2 separate regions of the Mus musculus genome follow, and region 1 is linked to region 2. The links are chromatin loops, found by intact Hi-C in ENCODE. Cell type or tissue: heart. All regions are shown on one strand. Each heading gives the region's core, and the rest is flanking DNA. Links, peaks and the distances in the headings are about the cores only.

What was found. A loop is a pair of places that touch in the nucleus more often than their neighbours do. Peaks named below come from ENCODE experiments on the same cell type or tissue, not always from the same donor. Only the 100,000 strongest peaks of a DNase experiment are listed, where the experiment ranks them.
Region 1: a loop joins it to region 2, with 3 times the contacts of the local background. A loop is called at or near these places in 4 of 42 quality-filtered maps.

Annotation. Positions count from the first base shown.
Region 1 is chr15:6,381,790-6,392,783 of GRCm38, forward strand. It overlaps Dab2 (disabled 2, mitogen-responsive phosphoprotein), which reads left to right and starts at 4,959. Exons shown (of 15, transcript NM_023118.5): 1 at 4,959-5,143. In heart, for the core only: a CTCF peak has its summit at 4,837 (motif pointing left); DNase peaks (open chromatin) are centred at 4,812, 5,412, 6,532, 9,082 and 1 weaker place; H3K4me3 peaks cover 3,032 bases; H3K27ac peaks cover 3,299 bases.
Region 2 is chr15:6,273,216-6,284,209 of GRCm38, forward strand. No RefSeq gene overlaps it. Among named protein-coding and RNA genes, the nearest start is that of Gm16311, 31 kb to the right of the region's middle. In heart, for the core only: no CTCF peak of the experiment used is centred there; a DNase peak (open chromatin) is centred at 5,546; H3K27ac peaks cover 564 bases.

The DNA of each region.
Region 1 (10,994 bases), core at 1,235-9,234, 110 kb after region 2:
CTATTCTAGGGAGGAATGAAGTATCCATGCGTTGGTCTTCCTTCTTGATTTTCTTGTGTTTTGGAAGTTGTATCTTGGGTATTCTAGGTTTCTGGGCTAATATCCACTTATCAGTGAGTGCATATCAAGGGACTTCTTTTGTGATTGGGTTACCTCACTCAGGATGATATCCTCCAGATACATCCATTTGCCCAAGAATTTCATAAATTCATTGTTTTTAATAGCTGAGTAGTACTCCATTGTGTAAATGTACCACATTTTCTGTATCCATTCCTTTATTGAGGGACACCTGGGTTCTTTCCAGCTTCTGGCTATTATAAATAGGGCTGCTATGAACATAGTGGAGCATGTGTCCTTCTTACCAGTTGGAACATCTTCTGGGTATATGCCCAGGAGAGGTATTGCTGGATCTACTGGTAGTAATATGTCCAGTTTTCTGAGGAACCGCCAGACTGATTTCCAGAGTGGTTGGACCAGCTTATAATCCCACCAGCAATGGAGGAGTGTTTCTCTTTCTCACATCCTGGCCAACATCTGCTGTCACCTGATTTTTTGATCCTAGCCATTCTGATTGGTGTGAGGTGGAATCTCAGGGTTGTTTTGATTTGCATTTCCCTGATGATTAAGGATGTTGAACATTTTTTCAAGTGCTTCTTAGCCCTTTGGTATTCTTCAATTGAGAATTCTTTGATTAGCTCTGTACTCCATTTTTAAATGGGGTTATTTGAATTTCTGGAGTTCAGCTTCTTGAGCTCTTTGTATATATTGGATATTAGTCCCCTATCAGAGTTAGGATTGGTAAAAATCCTTTCCCGATCTGTCGGTGGCCTTTTTGTCTTATTGACAGTATCTTTTGCCCTACAGAAGCTTTGCAATTTTATGAGGTCCCATTTGTCGATTCTTGATCTTACAGCACAAGCCATTGCTGTTCTGTTTAGGAATTTTTCAGATTCTTCTTCATAAGGTAGAAAACGGGCTACGTGGTTGCTATCAACGTTCTTGCAGGGCTGTGTGCCTTTTATCATTTTATTTGCAATGCTAAGTATATTTTAATTTTTGATAACTCACATTGGCTTGGTTGCTAAATAAAACAATATTTATTTGAGTGATAAATCATATTAAAATACTCTCTTCCTTTATTACTTGTCATTATGTACAAAGTGTAGTGAAGTGTGATTAGCTATATAAATATATGATATTGAATTTTATTTATTTGTATTTATTATAGTTTTTGTGTATGCACACGCATGCATACTTGCTCATGTGTGTGGAACCAAAAGCACAACTTTTAGGAGTCAGTTCTTTCCTGTCATGTGTGTCCTGCAGCTGGGACTTTGCAAGGACTTTGCTGCACTTTGCCAGGCTTTGCAAACAGCACCATCTTGCTGGCCCAATATTGAATGCTAAATGTCTGTTTCAAGGTGTTCCAGTTTCCCCAAGTATTCTAGTGGCATCATCAGAGTTTCACTATTACTACAGGCCACATGCAAATAGATTGAATCCTGTGGCATCGTAAGGAATGTAGCAAGAAAACAAATGTCAGAAAACCGAAAGACAAAAAAAAACCTGTCTTCCAAGGTTCCAAAAATATTCTCAGAGAGAGAGAGAGAGAGAGAGAGTCAGAGACAGAAACAGAGAGAGAGAGAGAGAGAGAGAGAGAGAGAGAGAGAGAGGAGGGAGAGAGAAGAAGGGAGAGAGAATGCGGAGGGAGGGAGGAAAAAAGCAGAGTTGGATGGGATGAATGGATAACAAAAATAAAGACCAACTCCCAATATTTGGTTATCCCTGTCAGCAGTTGATTCTGATGGCATCTGTTTTTCTTCAGTGTTAAATATATAGGATTAGTGGAGGGCAAGGAACTTTTTGTAGAAACAACAGTCTTTTTGTTTGTTTGTTTCCTTTTGGGGATTTTCTTTTCTTTCCTTTTCCTTTCTCACTTGACAGCCTATTTATTTATTTATTTATTTATTTAAAAAATTGAAAACGCAGAAAGAAGGACCTTACCCGATAAATCTCAGTCAACTCTTCTTTGATATTTTTTTTCCCCTCTTGAACTTACTCATCCTCCTGCCCCAGCCTCCAGAATAGTTAGGACTAGAGACAGATCCCATCTTGCCATGCTTGCTTTGTTTGGTTTGAATAGCTCTATGTGTCCAATAAGCAGAGAAGTGGACAGTTTCCTTGAGGCCGATACGATCTATCGTTCACGGGAAATAAGCACAATTCAAACAGGCAGTGTGAGGAACACTGAGCAGCTGAGGAATAGGCAGGGGTGAGGGGTAGGAGAGAAAGGGCCAGACGTTTGAGCTAAGAATCGACAGTTTTCATCATGGAAGAACAGACATACATAGGATAGCCTGCATAGGCAGAGCTGCTGTGAGAGTACATTCCAGGAAAACCTTAAGAGATTACTTTAATAATAAACCATGCATTCTTCAGCAAGCTGTCACGGGATTAACTACCCCTTTCTCGGCTGGGAACACAGTCCAGACTCCACCCCACCCTACCACAGGGCAGGTTTTTGTGCAAACGACTGTCCTTATGTGGGGACCTTGGTTTATAAAGCACTGCATTTAATTTTTTTCCTACTTTAATTCTCTAAACAAATTTTAGTGGTGATGAACACCGGGGTGGACTTTGGTGTGTGTGTGTTTCTTATGTGGAGATGTTCATTTTAGACTTACTGAAAAGTTATCAACTTAGATGTGGTAGGAATGGTAAGAAACAGGACCTCCTGGGATAAAAAGAGTTAAATTTATTTTCATCCCCCCCCCCCCCCATAATGTGAGCAGGACATTGAACTACTGCCAAGACCAATATCAGCACCCTAGAGGTATAAAAATACACTGCAAAACCAGAACTCTCTACTGTGGGCTCTTTAGATTTCTGTCTAACACAAGGGTGTTCGCTTTAAGCAGCCACTATGAGCCTGCTGCTCACAAATGAGCTCTTTGGGTCCACATCACTGCTTCACAACTGCAGTTCACAGCAGATGAAATCGTTTTCTTTCTCTGGTTTCTAAGGCAAATCCATTCCATCTAGTGGGAGCAAGTTAACACATTTTGATAATAATCTTTCAACTATATAGATAAAGACAAAGGCCTAAGTGGCCACTTCCACATTGAGAAATGATTCATGTCTGTCTGTAGACTTGTTTCTTTTATATTATCAGAGCCCCTGTTTGTGTGAATGAACTACCTTTTTTTCCCCTAATTTTTGAACTTTTTGAAATGACACCATTTCTCTAGACTACTAGATTTGAGAATCAAAGTGTGATGTTCTCAGAGCTAGCAGAATTAAAGTTCGCACCTATGTCTTGTGCCTTCATAGAACTGAAAAGTAGACCTTCCATCATTCACTGAAAATCCTTTTTTTTTCAACCATAGAAAATTACCTCAGAGGAATATTGGAAGCACACACACACACACACACACACACACACACACCTCTACTCTGCACACCCAAGTGTGAAGGGAATCCAGAGGTCAGGTAGGGGCAGCACCTGGACCAGCTGTGTTGCTCTGTGTCTCTTACTCTCCCTGCATGAGGGCTGCTCCAAGCCTGACCTACTTGCAAGCAGAAACTGCCACTCTCATTGAGCTACCTCAAATTACAGTGATTTTGCAGCTGGGGCTAGGCATGGACCACAAAATACATCCTTGGTGCACCATAAGCCCAATTTGAACCCTGGATTCTCAGTGGTAAAATGCAAATCCATTGTGTTGCTTACTCAATAAAATCAATAACCCGTTTCCATCCAAGTCACAATTTGTCATTTTCATAGTCAGTACATTCTGCTTACAACAGGGGAGGAGGGGCAGGAGGGAGAGGGAAGAAGAGGAGGAGCAGAAGGAAAAACAGACAAGAGGAGGAGGAACAAGAAAAAAAGGACTAAATAAGAAAGTGGAAGAGGAGGAAGGGGGAGGGGAAGGAGGGAAAAGGGGGGAAGGAGGGAGAAGGGGGAGGGGAAGGAGGGAGAAGGGGGAAGGAGGGAGAAGGGGGAGGGGAAGGAGGGAGAAGGGGGAGGGGAAGGAGGGAGAAGGGGAGGAGGATCTTCCCAAAGCTTAATTTCTTAAGTACTTGAAAAGCACCACTGTTTCTGTGACTATTTAACAATTGTCCCCTGACTTTAAAATATACAGAAAAGAAATTGTGAGATTCTATAGGATTCCCAAGGTCTGCTCTGCCGGGCTATCCACAGCTGAGCATCGATGAAACACCTTCCAATACTTATTCACATATCTCAATATTTTCATGAAGGAATAAGAAATGCTGTAGAAACTAGCAGACAAAGTCATGTTATCTACGTGTGGGTGGATATACACTGAAATGATCACAAATGTAGATCATTTATATGGAGGCTAACTTGTTTTGTTTAGGCCAGTTTAATAGCGAGAATATGCTCGAGCGTGATATTAAATTTCAATAACAGGGCATCTTTTTACTTGGGCACACATAGATTTCCCTCCTGTTTAAGCACGTTCACAATTAAAGAATAGTGATTTTCTTTAAAGGTAACAATCCAGTCACATGCCCAGCTTTAGAAAGGACAGACTGGACCCGGGAACGGAAAGTCAGGAGTAAAGGCGCGTCTTTGTTCAAAATGCCCCAGGCGGTTTAGGATGAGTTCGCAGTTCGCGTGCCACGCCACTCGAAGTGGCAATCCAGGGAACGGATCTGCGAAACGCAGCTCAGAGGATCCCATCCTTTTCCTCCAGAATTTCCCTTTTCCTGTCCTTACGTGCACCCTTTCTGGCCCAAGGCAGTGTGGGGCTCCTGGCCCGGGTTGTGTGCACGCTCCTTTTTCCGGGTCTCTGCGATCGCCCCCAGCTGGCCGGGCGCACGGGGCGCAGGAGGCGCAGGAGGCGCCGGATCTCCGTGGCTTTAGTTCGAGTTAATAAACAGTTAAGTTTGGAAGACTCGGCAGACACGTTGAGGGGGAGTTACCAAGTCCAGGCAGCAAAAACATCCCGCCGCCACATTCCTGGAGAGTCCTCAGAGCCAGCATCTGATTAGAACCATATCTCTACCGGGAGTGGCCGCGCGGCTATTTAAGTGGCGTTCTCCGCGTCCTCGGCGCTGCAGCCTTGAGGCTTCGGGCGCGGGGAAGTCATGCTGGCTCCACAGAAGCACTAGCTAGTCCGTGAGTAACTCTGCCATCCCCCTTCCCTTCGGTCCCTTCTTTCTTTCTTTCTTTCTTTCTTTCTTTCTTTCTTTCTTTCTTTCTTTCTTTCTCTTTTTTTCCTTTTTTTTCTTTTTTTTTCTTTTTTTTCTTTTTTTGCGACCTACTTCTCTCCTTTGCTGGCTCCTCTCTTCCCATCCCTGCCTTGGCTGCAGACCTTGGGCGCTGGGGAAATCTTACAAATGAGACAGTGTACTCCGGGGAGAGCAGCGGGTTTTGTGGCCTGACATCTGTGGAATGCTTCCAAGGAATGCATTTTACCTTTGGGGTCGGACTCAAGGCGCCCATCCTGTGACATTTAACGAGTCCCTGTGTGTGTGTGTGTGTGTGTGTGTGTGTGTGTGTGTGTGTGTGTGTGTGTTGTACACGAGCCCTAGTTTTTAGGGCTTAGGGGACATCCCAGGGAATGCGCGGTGTGGCTGCTGACCACCTAATAAACTCCTGAATGATGTTCAGTTTTACTGTGCGACAAAGGCTGGGGACATGGTCTGTGCCTCCGAGGAGCTATTTTCTGCTGACTGACAGCACAGGGCATTAAAAATGTGAACTTTGTCTTATACCAGCATTCCTAAGAAAAGTATCTGCCCAAGCCACGTAACAAACTTGTTTTAAATCGTGAAGCGTTTGAATGCTGTTTTTCTTGACTGTTGTAAATTATTTGGAAGGATTAAGAATTCAAGAAGAGGGACTAAACTGTGTTTAAAACCTTGGAGACCCTGCCAACGTAGCGGTTCTCTTTGCGGCATAGAGCTGGCTGTTATTTCTTCCTGCCTGCTCTCCTCCACTTAATCCTGAGTCTGGAATTCAGCTCTGTAGTCGGTTTCAGATGGGAGCTGTGTGAATCCGAAGGGAAATTTAACTGGATTAAAAACAGTTAAAAAATATGGATGTTATCTCCACCCGAGGCACCCCCTCCCACCCTTTCCTCTTTCTTCGCCTGTGTTTGGAAGAAAGGGAGCCACCCTGTAAACCGAGAAGAGCAAAAACGAGCAAGCTTCCAGGCACATGGAAAGCTTTAAAAATTATGGAGGGGCAACTTCATGAATAGTAAATGTTGCTGTTGCTCTATAAAGATGAAAAAATTTCTGGCCCTAATCAGGCAAAGCAGGAGGGGAAGGGTGGAGGTAGATATAACTCCAACCTAAGTAATGGCAGAAAATTTGCCAAAATCCCTTGGAGATAGCTGATAAGGCTCCAGGAACGCTTCTGATGGGATGTCTAACCTACCTAGTTTACAATCTTGAGGCCTGGGTTCTGCACATAGTAGCAGTGACTGGTTGTTTAGAAAGGAGGGACTAGCCAGGACTCGGGAGCCACTGCTACCAAATGGCTTTTCATGGTGCTATCTTGTCCTGGATTAGGCTGCCCTGTTTTAGCTAGCTACCCCACCCACCAAGGACTCTACCTCTCTCCACTCCCTTGGTTGAGGCAGGGCACAGCAGTACTGAAAGAAATGTACTGGCTTGAGAATTTAGGAGTGTTGGGGATTCAGGCTTTGGAGAGGAAAACAGCTATCTAGACAAAGCAATGCTAGAGGAACACAGCTCAGAAGGCGAGATTAGCAAGAGCCCTTGAGAAAGCACCAGAGAGGTGTGGTGGTCTCTTCCAGCACTCGCATCAGACACAGACCACTTCTTCCCTAGTTCGTAGTCACTGTCTCCTAAAACTCGCTGGGTTCTTCCCAAGCCTTGTTTAAAAACCTAATCACAAACCCCTTCTTCCTCTACTGCAAACTCAAGCCCTTTTGTCCAACCGCGAGTCTAGAAACTTTTTCCCTGTAGGCTGCTATGCTCCGTCTTTGCCCTGAGTTCTGGAGAAGGAACCCAGGACCTTGGGCATGCTTGACAAGCCATGGAGCTGCGCTTCTCAATTCCTGGTTGGATGGTCTTACTCTGTAAACCCAGTCTAGACTTAAACTCATCATCCTCCTGCCTCTGCCTCAGGAGCCCTAGGACTGTAGGCGGAGGTGAGCACACCTCGCTAAGCTGGGCCACTTGTATTATGGCAGAAGAGAGAGATTGTGGAGGAATGGGAGGAATGTGTTCTGTCTTTGCCCTCCAGCACCCATGTATTTATAGAACTGATGATCCCGATTCTATTGATCTCCACCTGAGGATGTAAAGGAGGCTGGGAAGATAACCACAGGATGCTTTTAGGCCTTGCTGACTTGAGAAGAAAGAACAAAATCCAGAGGTTAGATCTCTCTCTCTCTCTCTCTCTCTCTCTCTCTCTCTCTCTCTCTCTCTCCTTTCCTCTTTTTCTTTTGGCATTTTGACACTGAATCCCAAAACTTATCTCTCTTCTCAGTGGGAGATTGAACACCCCCCCCCCCCCCAGTCATCGAGTCCTGGAATCCCAGGCGAGCGCCACCACACCCAGTTCAGAGTTTGCATTTCTGCTAAAGACTTAAAATTTCCAAGGTTAAACTAAGTCTAAATTCCTGTCCTTGGGCCTATTTATTTCTTGTCTTCCTCCAAGGGTTAGGTGGATTTTAGCTCACTTTGAAGATAGTTGTTGACGTGGTGAATGGTGCAAGAGCCTCCGGAAGCTGTGGACCAACTGGTCTGGACTGCTCAGCCATAGTTCTGTTACCTAAAAATTAAACGAGCAGGAAAACAGGGCTTGCTGGGTGGCTTGTAGCCACCAGGAAGTTTTGTGGGAAACTGTGCTCCTGGTGAGACCATGAGGAAGTCCCTTCTTCATTTCTCCCCCAGACTAAACCTATCACCACTTTGATGAAGCCAACTTGGAAGTACCCTGCGTTTCTTCGCCTCTTCTCTCTGTTGGGGTTTCATTCCTTTTCTTCTAGGACAGAGCTAGGATACTGGAATGGGTGGAGAGGCTGCTGAAGGGAACTCACTAACAACCTAAGTTCCTCCAGCTGAAGGCTTGCAAGGGTCCACCATTTAAACCTCCCTACCCTGGGCAGAATTAGGCTGGGAACCAGACTGGCAATCTGAAACACCTGAGTAGCAGGATGCGGCTGTTTTGGGTTTTGGGTTGGTTTGGCTTCCTCCTCCTTCTCCTTGGAGTTGTAATAAAAGTTGAAGCACTGTTACAGAATTGCAGAGGGCGGCCCAAGTCTCATTTAGATGACAAAGTATTCACATCAGATAAGTGTGTTTAAGGGAAAGCTAAATTATGGTAAGATATCCTAGTGGGTTAATCATAGCAATCAGAAGGGAAGCAAATGACCAGGTCTCCTGCTAGAGACAAAGCCCAAACAAATTCCTGATTAGGGGTACAAATGGTGCTGGATATCTTAAAGGCTTAGCAGTTCCTATATGCATTCATGTGCTAGCCGTGTCCCTCCTTCTGCCAACACAGCCCAGTTGGGTAGTAGTTGAAAGCATCTGCACAACTGTTAGTAAAATGACCGTGGACACACAGAATAACCTCTCGGTAATTCTGTTTTCTTATCTGGGGAAGAACAATAGTACGAAGGGCTGCTGAGAAGGTAAGTTAATCTATATCCTTAGAATACTTTATTCTGTTTGTCTATTTGTTTCTGCCCTGTGAACAATTGAATCAAGTGTCTTTGTGGCCCCTGAGAGCAAGTGGAGAATTTCTTAATCAGAGTGGAATACCACCCACCTATTTGAAAAATGGTAATCATTCAAGTATTCAATACTAAAAAAGCCTGTGTATTTGCTTGTGTTCACGCAAGAACAGACAGTTACTCTCTGTTCTCAGTGTGGAGGACTGCTATTTGGTTTGGTCAGAATGACCTCTGGTCTCATTTAAATCTTCCCCACACTCTCTCAGACTCCCAACAGAGAAAGAGTGACCCTTCTCCTGAAGTCAGCATTCTAGCCAAGGAAGTGGGAAAGGGAGGGACCACCCTGACTAAGCAGTGACTAGGCCAGGACACGGGCCCCAATACTATCTTGGTCCACATAGCTGGGCAGGTTGCCATGGTTACTCCCCTTCCTGCATCTTTCCACCACCCTGGAAGGAAACTTGCCTTCTCTAGCACAAGCAGAATCTGAACAAATTGCTTCCTGCTCTAAAAATGGAAGTTACTAAGTGAAGTAGAGCCTTTCGTTACTCATATGGCCCTTCCCTCACCCCTCAAACTTGTTTTAATTCTAATATAGACTTTCTAATCTTTGCTAGCTCTCACATCATCTAGACAACACAAGGCAGCTTATAAAATTTCAGTTATTACCTCAGTACAGAAGTTGCTTGGCAATTTCTTTCTCCTCTTTAACCTGCATAAACTAGCTGGGGGCAAGTGACCTGTGGCTGATCTAAGCTGGTAGGAATTCTCAGTAATGGGTCATGCCAATTTACGGTTTAGTTCTCGGGAAGTTACCAGGAAACAGAAAGTATGAAGAACATCTCAGATTTTTCAAGAAATATCTGAGTAAAGGGTGAGGGAAAAACAGGAAGTAAGGATACTAGAATGTTGGGTCTCTAATCCTGTAAGAGCTAAGAGTTGTTGCAACTGTGGAGTGGGTGCCTATGTGTAGAAAACCCTGGATTCAACCCCCAACACTACAGAAAAGGAAAATTAAGTTAAAATGCTCTTAAACCTGGAAGAAACTTGAATGACAAGTAGGTTTAATAAGCCTTGGGAGAAAGCAAAGCTAGTAAAAGCTAGTCCGTTTCACCACAGTGATGTGATGTAACACATTAGGCTGAAAAACTCTGCTCTCTGCAGAGGACATAAACTGCCACCTGTAAGCTGATTTGTAACAAATGAAGTCACCTGCCCAAGACTGCACTCTTGGGGTGTGATTCACAGCTAGAGAGATCTCTTCTTCTTCTTCTTCTTCTTCTTCTTCTTCTTCTTCTTCTTCTTCTTCTTCTTCTTCTCCTCCTCCTCCTCCTCCTCCTCCTCCTCCTCCTCCTCCTCCTTCTTCTCCTTCTCCTCCTTCTCCTCCTCCTTCTTCTTTTAAAGGTTTATTTATTTATTATATGTAAATACACTGTAGCTGTCTTCAGACACTCCAGAAGAATGCACATCAGATCTCACTACAGATGTTATGAGCCACCATGTGGTTGCAGGGATTTGAACTCAGGACCTTCAGAAGAGCAGTTGGTGCTCTTAACCATTGAGCCATCTCTCCAGCCCGAGAGACCACTTCTGAGAAAGGTTCTCAGAGTGTGGTCTTTCCACTCCAGATGGACTGAACCAAGCTGGCAGAAGGGCTTACCCAGCCGCATTCTACATACCTTTCATTTGATCTAAGAGTAACACTTATATTATAGTCCAGCTTTATGATCCAGTCACGCAGTGGAAAGCCTAACATGGTACTTCATCTCCTGCCATCATGGAAATAGTAAAGCAAAGCTATTTAAGTATGTTTAGCTGCATCTTCGGTTGCAAAGAGATGAGACAGCACATATTTATGTTTTACCCAGAATCCCAACATTGCTTTCTTGGTCCAAAGAAAACTATTGTAAACCTTAGTTTTATGACATTGCTGAACATCTAAATCCTTTCTCCTAGGCCAAAGTTCTTTAAAGAGTATAATTAATGTCACTTAGGAGACTGTCTCAGCCAACACTTTTTTTTTTTTTTTTCTAAAAAGGACTCCAGTAATCTACATCATTACCCTTAAACCAGGTGGCTTTTTCTACCTCATAGCTTTTACATTTGCTTTTCATGCCGTGTCCAGGAGCGCAGACAAGAGCCTCCACTGTAAATACACTATCTACTGCACTTGAGTTTTAGAGAGCTGTGTGTCTCAGGAAGGATCAGTCCATTCTCCCATTTAACTTCTATAACTTGTAATTAAAAAAAAAAAAAAAATTCCTGGACTTTGGGTTTAGCTCAGTTGCTGGAGTGCTTACCCAGCATGCACAA
Region 2 (10,994 bases), core at 2,006-10,005:
TTCATTTCTGATTTTGTTAATTAGGATTTTGTCCCTGTGCCCTTTAGTGAGTCTAGCTAAGGGTTTATCTATCTTGTTGATTTTTTCAAAGAACCAACTCCTCGTTTGGTTAATTCTTTGAATAGTTCTTCTTGTTTCCACTTGGTTGATTTCACCCCTGAGTTTGATTATTTCCTGCCGTCTACTCCTCTTGGGTGAATTTGCTTCCTTTTTTTCTAGAGCTTTTAGATGTGTTGTCAAGCTGCTAGTATGTGCTCTCTCCCGTTTCTTCTTGGAGGTACTCAGAGCTATGAGTTTCCCTCTTAGAAATGCTTTCATTGTGTCCCATAGGTTTGGGTACGTTGTGGCTTCATTTTCATTAAACTCTAAAAAGTCTTTAATTTCTTTCTTTATTCCTTCCTTGACCAAGGTATCATTGAGAAGAGTGTTGTTCAGTTTCCATGTGAATGTTGGCTTTCCATTATTTATGTTGTTATTGAAGATCAGTCTTAGGCCATGGTGGTCTGATAGGATACATGGGACAATTTCAATATTTTTGTATCTGTTGAGGCCTGTTTTGTGACCAATTATATGGTCAATTTTGGAGAAGGTCCCATGAGGTGCTGAGAAGAAGGTATATCCTTTTGTTTTAGGATAAAATGTTCTGTAGATATCTGTCAGGTCCATTTGTTTCATAACTTCTGTTAGTTTCACTGTGTCCCTGTTTAGTTTCTGTTTCCACGATCTTTCCATTGATGAAAGTGGTGTGTTGAAGTCTCCCACTATTATTGTGTGAGGTGCAACGTGTGCTTTGAGCTTTACTAAAGTGTCTTTAATGAATGTGGCTGCCCTTGCATTTGGAGCGTAGATATTCAGAATTGAGAGTTCCTCTTGGAGGATTTTACCTTTGATGAGTATGAAGTGTCCCTCCTTGTCTTTTTTAATAACTTTGGGTTGGAAGTCGATTTTATCCGATATTAAAATGGCTACTCCAGCTTGTTTCTTCAGACCATTTGATTGGAAAATTGTTTTCCAGCCTTTCACTCTGAGGTAGTGTCTGTCTTTTTCCCTGAGATGGGTTTCCTGTAAGCAGCAGAATGTTGGGTCCTGTTTGTGTAGCCAGTCTGTTAGTCTATGTCTTTTTATTGGGGAGTTGAGACCATTGATATTAAGAGATATTAAGGAAAAGTAATTGTTGCTTCCTGTTGTTTTTGTTGTTAAAGTTGGCATTCTGTTCTCGTGGCTGTCTTCTTTTAGTTTTGTTGAGGGATTATCTTCTTGTTTTTTCTAGGGCATGGTTCCCGTCCTTGTATTGTTTTTTTTCTGTTATTATCCTTTGAAGGGCTGGATTCGTGGAGAGATAATGGGTGAATTTAGTTTTGTCGTGGAATATTTTGGTTTCTCCATCTATGGTAATTGAGAGTTTGGCTGGGTATAGTAGCCTGGGCTGGAATTTGTATTCTCTTAGTGTCTGTATAACATCTGTCCAGGCTCTTCTGGCTTTCATAGTCTCTGGTGAAAAATCTGGTGTAATTCTGATAGGCTTGCCTTTATATGTTACTTGACCTTTTTCCCTTACTGCTTTTAGTATTCTATCTTTATTTAGTGCATTTGTTGTTCTGATTATTATGTGTCGGGAGGAATTTCTTTTCTGGTCCAGTCTATTTGGAGTTCTGTAGGCTTCTTGTATGTTCATGGGTATCTCTTTCTTTAGATTTGGGAAGTTTTCTTCAATAATCTTGTTGAAGATGTTTGCTGTTCCTTTGAGTTGAAAATTTTCATTCTCATCCACTCCTATTATCCGTAGGTTCGGTCTTCTCATTGTGTCCTAGATTTCCTGGATGTTTTGAGTTAGGATCTTTTTGCATTTTCCATTTTCTTTGATTGTTGTGCCGATGTTCTCTATGGAATCTTCTGCACCTCAGATTCTCTCTTCCATTTCTTGTATTCTGTTGCTGATGCTCGCATCTATGGTTCCAGATTTCTTTCCTAGTGTTTCTATCTCCACTGTTGCCTCACTTTGGGTTTTCTTTATTGTGTCTACTTCCCTTTTTAGGTCTTGGATGGTTTTATTCAATTCCATCACCTGTTTGGTTGTGTTTTCCTGCAATTCTTTAAGGGATTTTTGTGTTTCCTCTTTAATGTCTTCTACTTGTTTAGCAGTGTTCTCCTGTATTTCTTTAAGTGAGTTATTTAAGTCCTTCTTGATGTCCTCTACCATCATCATGAGATATGCTTTTAAATCCAGGTCTAGCTTTTTAGGTGTGTTGGGGTGCCCTGGACTGGGCGAAGTGGGAGTGCTGGGTTCTGATGATGGTGAGTAGTCCTGGTTTCTGTTAGTAAGATTCTTATGTTTACCTTTCGCAATCTGGTAATCTCTGGAGTTAGTTGTTATAGTTGTCTCTGTTTAGAGATTGTTCCTCTGGTGATTTTGTTACACTATATCAGCAGACCAGGGAGACTAGCTCTCTTCCCTGAGTTTCAGTGGTCAGAGCAGTCTCTGCAGGCAAGCTCTCCTCTTTCAGGGAGGTGCACAGTTATCTGGTGTTTGGACCTCCTCCTGGCGGAAGATGAAGGCCCAAAACAGGATCTTTCCCAGAAGCTGTGTTGCTTTGGCCTGCAGACGGGCTGTGCGGACACCTGTGCTCTGACCAGGAAGGTGGCAGGTTGTCTGTAGCCAAAAATGGCGCCGCCTCAGAGGCTCTGTGTCTCTCACCCGGTCCAGAAGCTGCTGGCGTCTGTGTTCCACACTCTCACCCGCAGACCGCCCGCCGTGGAGTCCCGGAAACAAGGTGGCCCCCACGGAACGTGAGGCAGAAGCCTCTTGGGCCGGGTGGACCCCTGTGCTCTCACCAGGAAGGTGGCCGGTTGTCTGGAGCCGGAAATGGTGCCGCCTCAGAGGCTCTGTGGCTCTCGCCCGTTCCAGAAGCTGCTGGCCTCTGTGTTCCACACTCTCACCCGCAGACCGCCGGCCGCAGGGTCTCGGAACCAAGGTGACCCCCGCAGAACGTGAGGCAGAAGCCTCCCGGGCTGTGCAGACACCTGTGCTCTGACCAGGAAGGTGGCAGGTAGGGGTGGGTTGTTAAAAGGTCTTGGGTATCCCAAGCTAGTCCAGATCTCACCAAGCAACTAAAGAGTACCTCAATGGCTGATCCTTCTGACTCTACTTACCAAGTTATACCACTAGAGACGGCTACATTGGGTTTTTTTTTAAGGGTGTGTGTGTGTTTCTGTTATTGTTGTTATTCATCTGTTTTACAGGTATAAATGTTTTACCTGTATTTATGTGTGCTAAATGAGTGCAATACTCTCAAAGCCAGAAGAGGGCCTCAGACCCTCTGGGACTGGAGTTACAGACAGTTGTGAGCTACCACGTGGGTAATGGGAATTGAAACTTGATCCTCTGGGAGAGCAGCTAGTGTACTTAAGCGTGAACCATCTCTCCAGCCCCTGTTTGTTTGTCTTTTTGAGACAAACTCTCACTATATAGCCCTGGCTGCCCTAGAATTCACTGTGGAGACCAGGCTGGTCTCAAATACACATATCTGCCTTCCTCTGCCTCTCAGGTGTGAGCCACCATGCCTAGTGTCAAAAACAAATTATTAAAAAGAAAATCCAAGTACATTTTTTAAAATCTGTCTGTGCAATCCCCATCACCCTTCCGATGTCCATCAAGTACCTTTATTGGTGGAAATATTTACCAATATTACCTTCCTTCTTAACTTCTCACCTTAATACCACTGACTTCAAAAACCTGCCTGTTCAGCTTCCACCTTGCTGTCTCCTCTAATTACTCTTCTCAGCACACTGAAGGCACCTGAGTATTGATCCTTCACAGGGTTCTCAGGTACCCTGGCCAATGACCAGTGTTTCAAGTAAGGGAAGGAGGAAGCTGCCAAGAGAACCTTAGAAAGGGCTTCTAAAGCTTGTGGTTTCTGGAGAGCAATCTTTAGGAAAGAACCCCCAGACAAGGTTAAATAAGATGGAAAGAGAAGGAGAAAGAATCTTGAAAGAATATGAACCTTTGGCTGATGTACAGGAGCTCGGAGCATCAGAGCTCTGTTACCCTCAGAACAGGTAGCCAAGCTTTCGCCACCCCCAATCGATGACCACCATAGGAACATAGAGAGAATGGTGGTCTTGAAGTCTCTCAGCAGGTGATTCGCTGCCATCAGAGATTAACAAGCATCCAGAAAGGACTCTGAAACACCCATGTAGCAGATAGATAGATGCTCCAGCTCACAGAGGAACTCAGGTGGAGTACCAACAGCAGTGACTCCTACCATAGTGATGGACAGGAAGAGGAAATGGAGGAGAGACAAAAGAGGGAAAGGTGATCACGAACAAACACAGGCAGGTATTTAAATGATTAGGTCACCCTGGCTTGGAAGAGTTCCGGTTCAGGCTAAGGCAGCCTCTACGCTCAGTTATGGTAGGACACAGTAAATCAACTACAGTCATCTGAAGGCATTTCAAAATTCCAAAATGTTTAGCATGGGAGCAGGGATTCCTGCTTAGATGCGCATTCAGCCGGATCTGAATTCCCAAGAGAGTTAGAGGAGCAGATATCCTTAAAGTCTTCTAAAGCTAATTCTTTCCCCATACAACTGTGAACCTTAAAAGCAGCTGCTAGGCTTCCCCAGAGATGGTTTAGTTTTGGAATCATATAAAAGGATTCCTTGGTCCAGTGGTACAGATTACCCTCAGAGCTAAGAGGCTCTGTAAATTATGCTATTGAAACCTTCGCACTTCCTCGTTCTGATCTCTCCCTGTCATCAGCAAGTGTAATTCCCAAAGTTCCCTCTTCAGTCAGTCCTTCTCTGCAGGCGCACCTCCAAGACTGGGCTTGAATCAGGGTAACAGGCTGATTACATGTTTGCCGAATTATTTTAGATGCAGTTTTAAGACAACAACAAAAGTTTGTCACTTCGACTTTCTTTTTCATTACATTCTGATCATATTGCATTTTTAAATCTCCGAGTGCATGCGTGCCTGGGACATGTGTGGTAGTCAGAAGACAACCTATGATGTTAGCCTTGTTTGAGACAGGATTCCTTGTGATCAGCTGCTACACAGTTGCGGTGACCCCTAAATTTCCAGAGATCACCCTGCCCCCAACTACCATCTCACATAGTAGCTATCGTGGGATTATAGACACATGTTCCCATATCTATCCTTTGTAGGATTCTGAGATGTGAACTCAGGTGCGGCCTCCCACACACACAGCAAGTGCTTTAACAACTGAGCCACCTCCTCAGCTCCCGATCAGACGTCTATACTCAACAAAAGTCGTATTTTTCTCCCTAATACTCCTACAGCATAAAAAGGTAGAATCTCCAAACCAAATAGTAAACATTGTTGAGAGCCATTAGCACAAAATAGACATCGGTAGGAGGAAAAATGTTTTATAACACTTGTATGCCCGGAAAAAGTGAAAGTAGAAGAGACATTTAAGAAGTCTCTCTTCTTACTGAGCAACTTGTTTCTCCCCAAAAATTTGTGGCTCCAGTGACAGTCATCAGGAAATTTGGTGATGTCATTTCCTTCGACTTGGCCAGTTACATAAATGCTGGATAATAGCCAACTAAAACAGTCCTCAAACAGATGGCCATGTGTGTAAATGCCAGAAAGTGAGACCAGCTATTTGCAGTTCTATTTTTTTTACCCCACACATGGTATAATGTTTATTTTATAGCCTCTCTTATGGACTTATGTGGATCATTCCTGTCATTTTTTTTTTTTTAGGGGCAGGATAGTTCCCCAAGGAAGCAGTCATAAAACACAAAACACAGATCACGAAGTCATGAAAACTAAGGTGTGGAGCAGAAGCGAGCAGCATCACTGCAAGAGCGTAAACCGTCAGAGTGGCCTGCGAAGTGCACTTCATACTGTCGAACACTCTAGAAATGACGTGTCTGAAACCATCAGGAGATTTCAAGCATGGGAGATTTTACAAGGGGGCAAATGAAAGCACTCAGGGGGAGGTCCTAAAGAAGTTAGAAGTAGTATGTTTACAGGGATTTTATAGGGGTTGCAAGAGTGCATACTTCATAGACTAACTTTTATCCCTTCAAAGCACAAGTAAATTTGGCCACAGAGCATCTTCCCAGCAACAGTGACCTGTACCTCTCCTTGTTCCAAGTCCATATTGATGTAATCAAGAGAAGTTTACACTTTTGTAACTGTGAAGAATTTCAGTTATGCATAATAAAACACAGCACGGAGCTTAAGGCTTTTCAGCTTCAAACACAGACTTCGGCTCTGGTTTGCAAGGACTGATAATAGCATTTCCTTTGTGTTCTCTTAGTAGTGGGTTCAGCAAATGCTATGGTGGTTCAAAGAAAAGTAAATAAAACCTTTCCAAACTCCACCATTCAGCTTCCTTTGATATTTCAATACTTCAATTAAATAAGGCAGGCAAAGTTTGCTGTGTCTACCTTCTCACACCAGGTAACTTAGAGGTAAGAGGAGAGAAGCAGTAAGTGGTGAAGAGAATGACGATGCTCCTGGCTGCTTTCTTCATCATGAAAATATTTTCTCCTTGGTATTCAAAGAATTTAATTTCTCTTCCACCCATCGAATTCCCAAAGTATGTAGCTACACATCATAACTTCCACCTAAATATATAGCAGTAAGTCACTGAATTATTTGTTCATAAATCTTAATTAATTATGGTCTGAAGACTAAGCTGGAAGTTGCTGATGGAGAAATACCAGCTGTGCGCTCCTTAACGCTTTCTACACTCCATTTTCATCTTATTTCTTTGTTCTGTTTAATGTTTCTACCTAGCGCTGTGCTAGTCTAACCTTTCAATCCCCACCCCCACCCCACCCCCAAATGTTTAGAAGCCTGCCATTTCCCATGAGTCTTCCATACCCTTCGGTCAGGGCAGGACAGTGTCAGAGGCCCTGTCATCTTTAGGTAAGATGGTGTCCTCAAAAGGTTCCGTGCTTATTTTGGATGCTGCAGCCTGAACTCCACCAAGCACAGTAATAAGTTCCATATGCCCCCCCCCCTTTTTTAGAACACATTTTCAAAGCAGCAAATGTTTTGACGGATTGGCTCTTAGAGAGCCTAAATACTGTTCTACACATCGTTTAGCATTTCACAAGGCCCCTACTGTTAAAGTCTGGGAATGAGGCCAGGGTAACCTACCTACAGTGCTCTAAGTAATGTGAAAATATTGAGAATTCTTAACCATCCTGCTTCTCTGAGATGTATTTGGAATGTGAAGATTTCTTCTTCACTGCCATGGAACTGTGTGAATGTGTGGGCGTGAGCACATCTAAGTTAAAAAAAAAAAAGTATTGGGCCTTTAGAGTCAATAAATTAACCAAAAACCTCCATGATGAGTTTTCTAGATGTTTGAACTTTTAAAGTTTCCGTCTAAAGTAGGTGGTGTAATCTGATCTTAAGTGTAGGAGTGCATGTGTGTGTGTGTGTGTGTGTGTGTGTGTGTGTGTGCCTGTATAAGCATGACTTTGTGTGTGTGTGTGGGGGGGGGGGGGGATGAAGTATTTAGAAATACCACACAAGTCAAACAATAACTTTTAATATTGCTATTTGTAGGTGAAAAGTTCCATTATTTCCCTAATATTATCTCTGAACATCTTATATATGAATTATTTCCTTCTTTCTTTTGCTATTGTTATCATTGCTGCTGCTGCTGTTGCTGCTGCTGCTATTTGCTCTCAGTTTTGGAGGTGGGCCTTGGACTTGTGGTCCTCCTGCTTCAGCCTCTTGAATGCCTAGATAACCCATGTGTTGAATACTCATTATTTAGCAGCATATTCTACAGATTTGTTTAAACATGGATCTCATCTGAACTAACTCTCTGACTCTTTCCTAGGTCCCAATTTGAATAATATGGAGTTAGAACCTGAAATTTCTATTTTAAATATATATGTTTTAATTTTCATGTGATTGATACATTCAAAGAAACAATATTTTCTTGGCCAGTCTATATAATCATCTAAAATTAATCAAGTATGATTAATTCGGGATCTTGTATTTTTATGCTATGGTTAGTAATTAGTTTATAACCGACTGATATTTGAAAGGACAGTAATGGACCTCTTTTTAAACAAGTATTTTTATTAATTTTTGGGATTTTCATACAATGTATTTTTATTTAACTCATGGTCCTCTTGACTCTTCTCCTTGTCTCCACCTTTCCCTTCTACACAATGACTTTTCTTCCTTTTTCCCAGCCCCCAATTGAATCAAGTTTCTGTTGTGTAACTACTCTTGGAACTAAGTGAAATTTCTAGTTTTAAGAATTGTCTTTGGTACCCAATATGAAAATGAGGGACTCATAGGAAACACATCACAACCTGAACCCTAACTGAACTGTATTTGGGTACAGCTGCCACCTCTGTACCTGTTTTCCTTTTAAATGATTAGTTCCCAAATGTCTTTCATATAATCCATTCTTCTATTAAAATCTTATATATGCTTTGGCATCTATTATTTGTTACCTATTTAAAGAAAATGCTATACATAGTAATCAATTCATAGTGATATACCTATTATCATTATTATTATTATTATTATTATTATTATTATTATTATATTCTTGATAAGAAAATGCATGGTAACATGCTTCCTCACAAATGTAGCTTATGAGGAAGGAGGTGTAAATAAGTTGGAAGATACAACATTAAGAATGATTCAAGGGGGCTGGAGAGATGGCTCAGCAGTTAAGAGCACTTAGCTGTTCTTCCAGAGGTCCTGAATTCAATTCCCAGCAACCACATGGTAGCTTACATCCATCTGTAATGGGATCTGATGCTCTTTTCTGATATGTCTGAAGACATATACAGTGTACTTATATACATAAAATAAATAAATAATTTTTAAAAAGAATGACTCAAGGATTGCTGAAACAAGAGTAGTACATTCCAATGGACTCTGGTAATATCAATAGGATGGTAGGCATGTATTACCTGGTTTATTAAGTATGGAAACCATAAGGAATATATCAACATCAAAGAGTACAGTAAGTTCTTATATTAAAATCAATTGCACAATTTAAAATGTTTAGATCCTTAACTAAACTGCCAGAAATTAATTTTTCCACATCTACTACAAAAAAAATCACCTTAGAGAGTTTGTTCGAGCTGAACATAGATCAACTTTGTAGAGTCTTGTGTGGTAGGTAAATATGAAAATATTAGGCTTTGCATTGTTATTAATATGATTATTGAAATGTTAATCAATAATTGTTTATTAGCCAGGCATGTGTAACAACTTCCTCCATCCCCAGAGCAACTAATAAAATAGATAGATAAGTAATTAATAAATATAGATCTCTAATATTACTTATCACATTCTGATAGAAAAATGAAAGAGTAAGATGTCGGGGTTTTGACAGCATTATCAAAGGCAGCCAGAATGAAACCATTCACAGAAGTGATGCTTTCCAAAGACTGAATAATGAACAGGAAACTTGTGCTGGTTGCTATTTTGTGAACTGAACAAAAACTAGAGTCACCTGAAAAGCAGGAACCTCAATTAGGGAATTACTTCCATCAGACTGGCCTGTACCCATATCTGTGGGTCCCTTTCTTGGTTGATGATTGATGTGGAAGAGCCCTGCCCACTTTGGGATGTGCCATTCCTAAACAGGAGGTTGTAGTTTGTATAGGGTACTGAGCCCAGCAAACCATGGGAAGGTAACCAGTAGGCAGTGTTCGCCCATGGTCTCTGCCTCGGTTCCTGACTCTAGGCTCCTCCTACCTTGATTCCAGCCCTAAATCCCCTCAGTAGTCAGTTGTAACCTGGGATTTAGAAGATGAAATAAACCCATTCTTCCCCAAGTTGTTTTTGTTCAGTGTTTAGTCAAAATAACAGAAACTAATCTAGCACAAAGTTATAGTCTACATACAACTCTCAGAAAGAATTTGGAACAGAGGCAGGCATGTTGTGTTGTGTCCAAAAGTGGAGAGGAGCCATGTGTGTGGCCAGTGAGATGGGATGAGAGACAACAAGCACCAGACAAGCGTGATGCAGGCTTTTTTATTATTTCCTTTTAAACTGATGGTCAACATTTTCAACATATTTGCATTTTAAGAAACTAAATGGCAATTATTTTCTTTTGACGGTGGGAGCAGGAAAAGTACTTTTAAGTTATATTTTCTTTGGTTTGGTTTAGATTTTTGAGCTGGTGTCCAAGGTGGAAATTCTTTGTGGTTGGCATCTGTTCTGACTTGTAGGAGGCCTTGCCCTACGCCGTTACCCGGTTTGAAAATCCCAGCTTGAGTCTAACGTTTCATTTTTTTAACTAGGGAAAATACAGATGTGTTCTTTTAAACCTAAAACTGCGAGTATGCCCAATAGCTCATCAGAGAAGAAATCATAAAACGCTTCCTTAGCTAGAATTTCATGCTCAACTTCCTCCATGTTCCCCAGCTAATTATGCCAAGCTGTTGATGGTTGTTCGTTCGGCTTTCTAGTGGATTGCAGGATTTTCCCAGTTGAGTACAAGAACAATGCCATCTACTAAGAGGAGGGGAGCCCCTCACAAAGTGAGCACTGCCATGTGTATTCTCCTGAATAATATCTATACAGTGCACAGCAGAAAAAACAACACACAGCATTTTAATAAAATGTCAGGGCTTCCACAGAGTTACGAAGTTTCAGAATTGGGTGGTGCCATGGTGGCTTACTAGCTTCCACCACCATTATAGACATGAAGAAAAATACATGCAAATAAACAAGCTATCTTAATACAATCCCTTAGATTAAAGTATAAGGGTTTTAATGAAAATGTGGCTTCTCTAATTCCTTAGATTTCCTCTTTATATGTTTATATATACAGATAGATATGTTTGCTGCTCATGAAAGAAATTAGATTCTTTTAAGTCTTTATTATTGAGTGTGTGTGTGTGTGTGTGTGTGTGTGTGTGTGTGTGTGTAGAGATAGAAAAAGAGGGAGATGAAAGGGAGGGGAGAAGGGAGGGAGGGAGGGAGGGAGGGAGGGAGGGAGGGAGGGAGGGAGGGAGGGAGGGGAAAAG